3 separate regions of the Homo sapiens genome follow, and regions 2 and 3 are each linked to region 1. A link is a loop called in an ENCODE intact Hi-C map of the cell type or tissue named here. Cell type or tissue: mammary epithelial cell. All regions are shown on one strand. Region 1 overlaps THSD4 (thrombospondin type 1 domain containing 4). Region 2 overlaps THSD4 (thrombospondin type 1 domain containing 4). Region 3 overlaps THSD4 (thrombospondin type 1 domain containing 4).

Region 1 (2,500 bases):
GCATATGTGCTAATATTTGTTGAATATAAAAATAAAAGACAAAACCTGAGTTGTGTCAATTAGCGATGACATTCTCCTTGCCACAGAAACCCTAGAGTGGTTTAACCAAAAGAGATACTGTTTTTCTCATGGAACAACTCCAGAGGAAGAGGTCCTGGGCTAATAAACATGCACTTACAATTCATCACAGGCTTGGGAGCCTTCTAGAGTCTTGTTCTGCTCTCCTTGGCATGTCACTGCATGTTCTCATGAACACATCCTGGCTCTTCCACCTCCTGAGTCCATGTTCCAGGCAAAAAGAAGGACTAAAGGTACAGGTTACTTGTCAATTGAATCTGTGGCTTTTCCTCTGGTAAACAGTAGCTTTCTCGGCAGCTCTGCTTACTTGACTTCTGGTTATATCCCATGAGCCAGGCACAGATCTGGTTTTACGGGACAATGCCAAAACAAACATTGTCAGGGTTCTGTTAGGGTCACAAGAAGATTTACTCTATTTCTTGTTCTGTCTGCCTGCTTGAAACAATAGCAGCCATTAAAAGTTGTTATGTGGAAGTCTTGTATTATATACTAGAAATGGGCCTTGTAAGAATGACTTGTATCATATTGTCCACATCCTCATTGAGAATATTAAGAAGACAATGTTGAGAAGACTGACGCCCAGAGAAATGTCATTTGCCCAAGGCAAAATCAAATATTTTGGTGGCAGAGACTGCTTAGGAAACAACCGGTCCTTATCTCAAGTCTAACTCCCTTAACATTTGGGGGCATTTCATAATTTGATCTTGAGGTAATAGATATTAGATGTATTAACTTCTTTTTCCAGCCTTACATAACAAAGTCTTCAGAAACAGAAACCGTATTTGCGTGGTTTGCTGTAAGTAATGCCTAGTATGGAGTCATGTAATGATTCTTTTAAATTTAAATTTAAATTATTGATTTTTGTGGATACATAGTAGGTATATTATGGGGTACATGAGATGTTTTGATACAGACATGCAACGTGAAGCAAGCACATCATGGAGAATGGGGTATCCATCCCTGAGTCCTGTAATGATCTTAATGCAGTCCTTCCTGCTTTCTCTGCAGGGACTTTTAGGAAGATGTAGGAAGGAATGATTTGTCCACTGTGGCTGCAGTTACCTCCATTAACTCTAGATGGCACTCATGCATTGATTGGGAAACCAGTCACTGATAATATTAACTGCCTGGTAGAAACTGACAAATTCTTCAGTCAGGGTGGTGAAAAGTTAAATATAGGTGGCTCCCAGGCATGGCTGGGTGAATAGATTGGTCAAAGGAGAAGTGGTGAAAACTGGGGACTGGCTGTAAACACATTTCATGAGTACATACAAACCCCCTTGCCTTCTGTTCATTCTCCCTCACAGCAGCCAAAGTGGGCAAACCAGAAAATGGACTGGCCAGCCTTACCAGTGTGCCTGTCTGACCAGCGGGCGACCTGGTCACTGCCCCAGAGGGTCAAGGGAAACCTATTCTCCTTGGCCACATTCCTTGAGATGGTGATCACAGAGGACACTCAGTTGCCACATCAGGACTTTGATATTCAGATGGAAAAGGCTTATATGTTGATTTGAGTTAGTAATTAGGGCTTTTAAACTGCTCTTGTCGACATAAACACATACACTATTATTCAGTACTTCTGGTTTAAAACTCTTGTTCCACTGAACACATTATTTGGGGGTACATTGATACTGTTTCTATGTGGCATTTCAGACACTGGTGAAGAACATGAGCTTTGGAGTCAGACTTGGGTTGCTGTCTGGGTTCCATCACCTACTAACTATTGTGTGGTCTTGGGCAGGTTAATTAACCTCTCTGCGCCTCAGAAAATATGGAGGTGATAATAAAACCTACTTCACAGAGTCATTGTGAAGATGGAGATAATTCTGTGTAGTACTTACAGTGCCTGCTACTCTGTAAGTACTAAAAATACAATCAGCTGTTATTTTTATTACCATGTAATCTAAAGACATGAAAGTCACACAGGACAATGATGATAATCGGTTGTCCCCATCCTGTGTAGACATTTTATAGTCACTTTAGCCTGGGTTGTAAAGTGTTGGGAGCAAAATGAGAAGTAAAATTTAACAGTTCAAGTGAAAATAGCGTTTGAGAAGTAAGTAGATTTAATTGGGAGAAAATTGATTTATACCCAATATGCAGGCCCAACTACTAGAAAATGAAAAGCAGTCATCTTAATACCAATTGTTATCCACCTAGTTCCTTGGGTAGCTTTTACCACAAATTCATGATAGAATTTGTAGACAGGAACAAAAAACTACTTAGGATTAAAAGTAGGAAAAGAAACTACTTCCCATATTAAGGTCCTATGACAATGCAAAGAGGTGGATTGGGACTCTGGCCTAGGGCAGCTGTCCAGGGTGGACACGGATGGCCATAGGAGTTGTGATGTGCAAACGAAGGAACAAGGGAAGGAGGGATTGTGTGGGACAAATATATAAATCCAGCAGTGTGTGTTTGA
Region 2 (2,500 bases), 150 kb before region 1:
GACCATCTCGGTAACCTACTCTTACTCCACAATGTCTATATTCACTGCAGGGCTCTATGATTAGTCCATAATGTAAATGCCTGGCCCAAGACGTATGGCCTGAGTTTATCCAAGGCCCAAACGATTACCAAACATTCCTCTTAGATAGAAGACAGATTTCTTTCCCTTGGCAAAGATCTTCTACTAAGATATGTTACAGGATGTTTTACATTCTCTTGGTCTTATAATAACACCACGCCCAATCCAGTATTTGATGCGTCGGTGGTCACTCGGAAGGTTGTTATTTTAAAAATACTTATTGTTCTCAGTCTGCAGTTCTCACAGCTGTAAAAAAAAAAAAAAAAAATACAGTCTTGTTTCCACCTTTCCAGAGTTTTATGGCACCTGGGAACTGGGATCAAGCTGGGACTGGGTCCAAGATTGGGGTGGGTGAGTGGCGCTTGCGTCAGGGAATGTGAGTGCCCTGCAGGCTGGAAGGGATGCTCTGGTTGTAGCCTTAAGATAAACAGATTGGGCTGGACATCTGTGGTTTCAGATTAGGCAGGAAGGAAATCATCTCCTACCTGGATTACTCAATATCTTCCTTACTGGTCCTGCAGTGATCCTGGGAGGGTGATATGATCGGCTTTGTTTACAGATGGATGAACCAGATGAGTCCCTAGGAAGTGAAGTGACTGGCCCAGGATCACGATGAACTCTCAAGGCCAAGTTTGAACCCAGGCCTTCTGACTCCAAGCCTGTAGTCCTTTCACTGGCCTACAGCTGCTTCCTGAGCCCCTTTCCTGGTTCAGTCAGGCAAAACAAACCAGCTTCCTGCGAGTTAAGGGGGAAAAGGGTTTAATGGGGACTGACTCATTGAGATTGGCAGTCCCCTTTGGTTAATTTCATCAGGTCATCTCCTAGCGTTCCATTTCCTTTTGTGGAGACACAGATCAGAGGCAATCTGGCTCTGTATGAACTCACTTTGTGACTCTGGGTGAATCATTTCCCTCTCTGGGTTTCAGGTTCCTCATTGCACAGTAAGTATATTGGAATTCAGTGGTTCTCAAATCTGCTGGAACGTCAGAATCACCTGGGGACATTTTCTTTAAAAAAAAAAAGCCAGCTCTATTGAGTCACATTTTACAATCAATGAGTTTTAGTAAGTTTACCAAGTTGTGCAACTATCAGCATAAATCAGTATTAGAACATTTTTATCATGTCAGTAATATCCCCATCCACTCCCACTCCCTGCCCTAGGCAACAAGTAAGCTATGTACTTTCTGCCCCTGTAGATTTACCTTTTCTGGATGTTTCACATAAATAGAATCATGCACTGTGTGGTCTCTTGCATCTGGCTTCTGTTACTTAATATAACATACTTGAGGTTCATTAATACTGTAGCATGTATTGATAGCCTATTCCTTTCTATTGCTCAATAATATGGCAATTGTATGATATGTCACATGTTATTTATCTACTTATCAGTTGATGGATATTTGATCCAGTTGATGAGTCATGAATGATGCTGCTTAGAACATTCATGGACACATTTTTGTGAGGGCGTATGTTTTCATTTCTCTTGCGTATATACCTAGAAGTGGAATTACTGGGTCAAATGGTAACTCTTATGTGTAACTTTTCAGGAAATAGCCAAACTGTTTCCCAAAGTGTCTGTACCATTTTACATTCCCATCAACAATAGATAAGGGTTACCCTCTGGAGAGCTTTTTAAAAATTGTCATTTCTGTGCCCTACCCACCTGAGGTCTGGCATGGGGCCCAGGAATCTGCATTTTATGAGCTCCCCAGGTAATTCAGATACATCTGGTTCGTGGATATGTGTTTCGGCCCACTAAGACCGGATGACCTCTGAAGCCTCCCTAAGGCCTGTTGTCTCTATTAGTCTGTGCCTCTCGGGCAAGACGCACCTTCCTGCCAAGTCTCTCTGGGTGTTTGTCTTTGGATCAGAGAATCAGTACGCAGAGCAGGGCTGAGGGAGTTGGCCAAGCAGCGTGCATAACTCTGCGCAGCACCTGTCCTGCATTATCCTCCACACTGGCCAAGGCTTTGTGTCCCTGGCTTCATGGACATAAAATTTTATCACAGGTTTTTATGTGTTATCACATTGTAAAAGTGCCATAAAATCAAGGGTCCAGTTTTCAGTGCATCTGAAAACGTCGTATTCCTTTAAGTTATAATCTTGGTTGCAGTCATTTTGGTAACTTGTTGAGAAGCCTCATCCCGACCCTGCCATTTATTAGCTATAACTAGATTTTTAATTGCTCCGAGCCTCTGTTTTCTCATCTGCAAAATGAGATTAATAACATCGACATCATGAAGTCTCTTGAAAGGATTAAATGAGATAACCTGTGAAATGCTACTGTAATGGACCTCAGTGCTCTTTTCTTTCTTTTGGCTGTTTCTGCCCCATCCCTGCTTCCATTATTATACATCTTTTCATGAGCTTATTGCCCATTTATATGTCTTCTATTGTTTTTAATGAGGTGAAATTCACATAG
Region 3 (2,500 bases), 130 kb after region 1:
TATTGTCATCCCCTTTTGCTGACAAGCAAAATGAGGCTTGGAAACACTAAACTATTTTTCATATAATTAAAAGGTATGCTGACTCCCTCATCTAGATCCTCATGATACCTAACACTAAGTTTTGGAAACACTAAACCAAGATCATATAATTAAAAAGGTACCATCCATCCAATTAAAAAGGATCCATCCTCACCTGGATCCTCATGGTACCAATAACTGGGTCCTGAATCTCCTTTCACTAACTAAGTCAGCAGCGATGGCTATGAAGGTGGGCATTAGGATGTCAAAGGGACTGTCACACATAGGTTTGCATCTCTGGCATCATGCTATGTGACCCTGAGCAGTCCGTTTGTCTGTCTGAGCCTCAGTTTGTAGTGCCCAGGTTAGAGGTGATACAAGACCTCTAAACATGAGGTCTTATATCTCATACATGACCGTGATCATCTCTTCACAGGAGGAGCTTCAAAGTCACATTTCCACAGGAATTGATATGGAAAGGCATGAACAGGTATAGCCATTTTTGTAATCTACCATAGCGATTGCCTGAAACTGTTACAATCTAGTCCATTTCTCTAGATATCCTGGAATATGTTCTGACCAAGCAGGACTGGCAGAAGCTGCATACCTGGACCACAGCATTATAGTCTTCTGTGGAATTACCTTTATGCTTGGGGCTTTAGCGATGCATCAGCCGTATATAGAGGAAGTTATAGGAAACCGAACTCATGCATCTCACTATCGTATTTACTACCAGCTTGTTGCTGAGGGCATTGTTCATTTTACTGCACCATGGGAGAGATTACTCTCTTGTCTCAGCACTAGGCAAACCTAGACTTCTCTAAAGCTGGGCTTGTTTGGTTTTTTCAATTTTATGGATTTGTAACTTAGGAAGCCAATGGATTTCTCTCTTCAAGTTGTCTGCTGGAAAGCTTAAGGCTGAATATGTGATCTACCACCAGCAAATACAAAGACCATGTGACATGTATTTTGGCACTGATTTCACTTTTAGCTTCATATTATTATTCCTTTAAACAGATCTCATCTGTACATACTTTAAGTTTTATTTTGTTTTAGTGATGAGCAAAAACTAGAAGGTAGCTTTGAATTGCATACTTTGTAAGTTGCCTAAAATCCTGTTTGAATACAGTAGGTGATAAATAAAATCACTAAAATGAATGAACAAGAAGAGTACCTTCATATACCCAGAAATGCACTGGAAATCGGGACATTTTGTTTCTTCGTCTTTAATAAGTTGTGTTTGAAGTCCTACATTGAGCCAAAATTCATACCTGGAAACTGAATTCTAGAAAGATTATTTTGGAAAGCCTGTAGTTACGTGTATTACCACTAGATGACCTTCCCTCATTATTGTCTCTAAAGTGGAGCTGCTAGTTATATGGACTTTCCAGAGGACTGTAGGAAATTTATGAATAATCCCTCTAAAGCAACAACGACAACAACAACAAAAAAGTCTACTTTATATGGTGTTGAGTGTACAAATATTTGGCAAAGGAATGAAAAAAGTTAGAAAGTTGTCTGTCTGTGGGCTAGGCTCTGCCTGCAAGATACTTACAATCTAGGTCAGAGGTTCCTAAATCCTTCTCAATGCCGTTTGCACTGGCCCTGAGGAAAGTGTGAAAATGAAGACTATTGTAGAGTCTTACATGAAGCTAAATTTGTTCATTTATATCACTTCTCTTTTATTATGAGATTATGTCCTCTGCAGTTTTTTGGTATTAAAATGTCTTTTATGAAAGGATAGTAAGAGTTAGATAGTAGTCTTTTTTGTGGAAAAAAAAAAAAATTGTTCTCACTTGACAATAAAAAGTGGACAAATCCATGGAGCCCTCAAAATTCTTTTTGGAAATTTTGTTCTATAAAATCCAATATTCTGAAAACCTGTGGTTGAATAAGAGAAAAATATTTAGTATAATCTTTCTCAATACATTTGCATGCATCAGGACCTTAACAGAAAATACTACCTGTTAGCATTTGCAGTTGAGCTCCTATTAAAAACCATGTTTGTTTGTTTGTTTTTAAAGATGTTTAGGAAAACAGTTTAAGGAACATTCTCCTTCCTCCCCTCTCACTGGGAATTCTGAATCTACTCTTTGAGCAAGTCAAAATACTTGGACCTCAGCTCAGGCCCCTCTACACGTCACCTCCAGAAAGCTACATTCTGCTACTATGTTCTTAGCTTTTATGAAAGATGAAACAGCCAATTAAAAATCTACTTCTGCCTTCATTTTGTTTTTTGTTAGGACAGTCATGTACATAGTACATACTATGAAATTATGTCAGTTTGATTGACAACCATTTGATTTTACTAAAACTCTGCCTCCTGAATTCAAGTGATTCTCCTGCCTCAGTGTTAAGGACACTTTCTCTTATATCACACAGTAGACGTTAAGGAAATTTTAGTATCCTTTCTAATTTCCTTTGAATTTATCTTTTCTCCCCCTTTCAGATAAAAAGATAACATGTTACCTTTTTTGCCTTG

The links. Peaks named below come from ENCODE experiments on the same cell type or tissue, not always from the same donor. Only the 100,000 strongest peaks of a DNase experiment are listed, where the experiment ranks them.
Region 2: a loop joins it to region 1, with 9 times the contacts of the local background. A loop is called at or near these places in 9 of 110 quality-filtered maps.
Region 3: it touches region 1 in a loop (4-fold over the local background); 15 of 110 quality-filtered maps call a loop at or near these places.

Annotation. Positions count from the first base shown.
Region 1 is chr15:71,447,631-71,450,130 of GRCh38, forward strand. All of the region lies in intron 7 of THSD4 (thrombospondin type 1 domain containing 4), which reads left to right. Among named protein-coding and RNA genes, the nearest start is that of THSD4-AS2, 240 kb to the right of the region's middle. In mammary epithelial cell, a CTCF peak has its summit at 1,148 (motif pointing right); DNase peaks (open chromatin) are centred at 11 and 1,151; H3K4me3 peaks cover 483 bases; H3K27ac peaks cover 1,851 bases.
Region 2 is chr15:71,294,596-71,297,095 of GRCh38, forward strand. The region is part of intron 6 of THSD4 (thrombospondin type 1 domain containing 4); the gene reads left to right. LOC124903520 (a long non-coding RNA gene) reads right to left here. Exons shown (of 2, transcript XR_007064700.1): 1 at 564-2,500; 2 at 1-324. Among named protein-coding and RNA genes, the nearest start is that of THSD4-AS1, 110 kb to the left of the region's middle. RefSeq lists an enhancer at 266-1,465 and a silencer at 715-1,009. In mammary epithelial cell, no CTCF peak of the experiment used is centred here; DNase peaks (open chromatin) are centred at 576, 956 and 1,496; H3K27ac peaks cover 2,500 bases.
Region 3 is chr15:71,574,316-71,576,815 of GRCh38, forward strand. All of the region lies in intron 7 of THSD4 (thrombospondin type 1 domain containing 4), which reads left to right. Among named protein-coding and RNA genes, the nearest start is that of THSD4-AS2, 120 kb to the right of the region's middle. In mammary epithelial cell, a CTCF peak has its summit at 1,359; no DNase peak of the experiment used is centred here.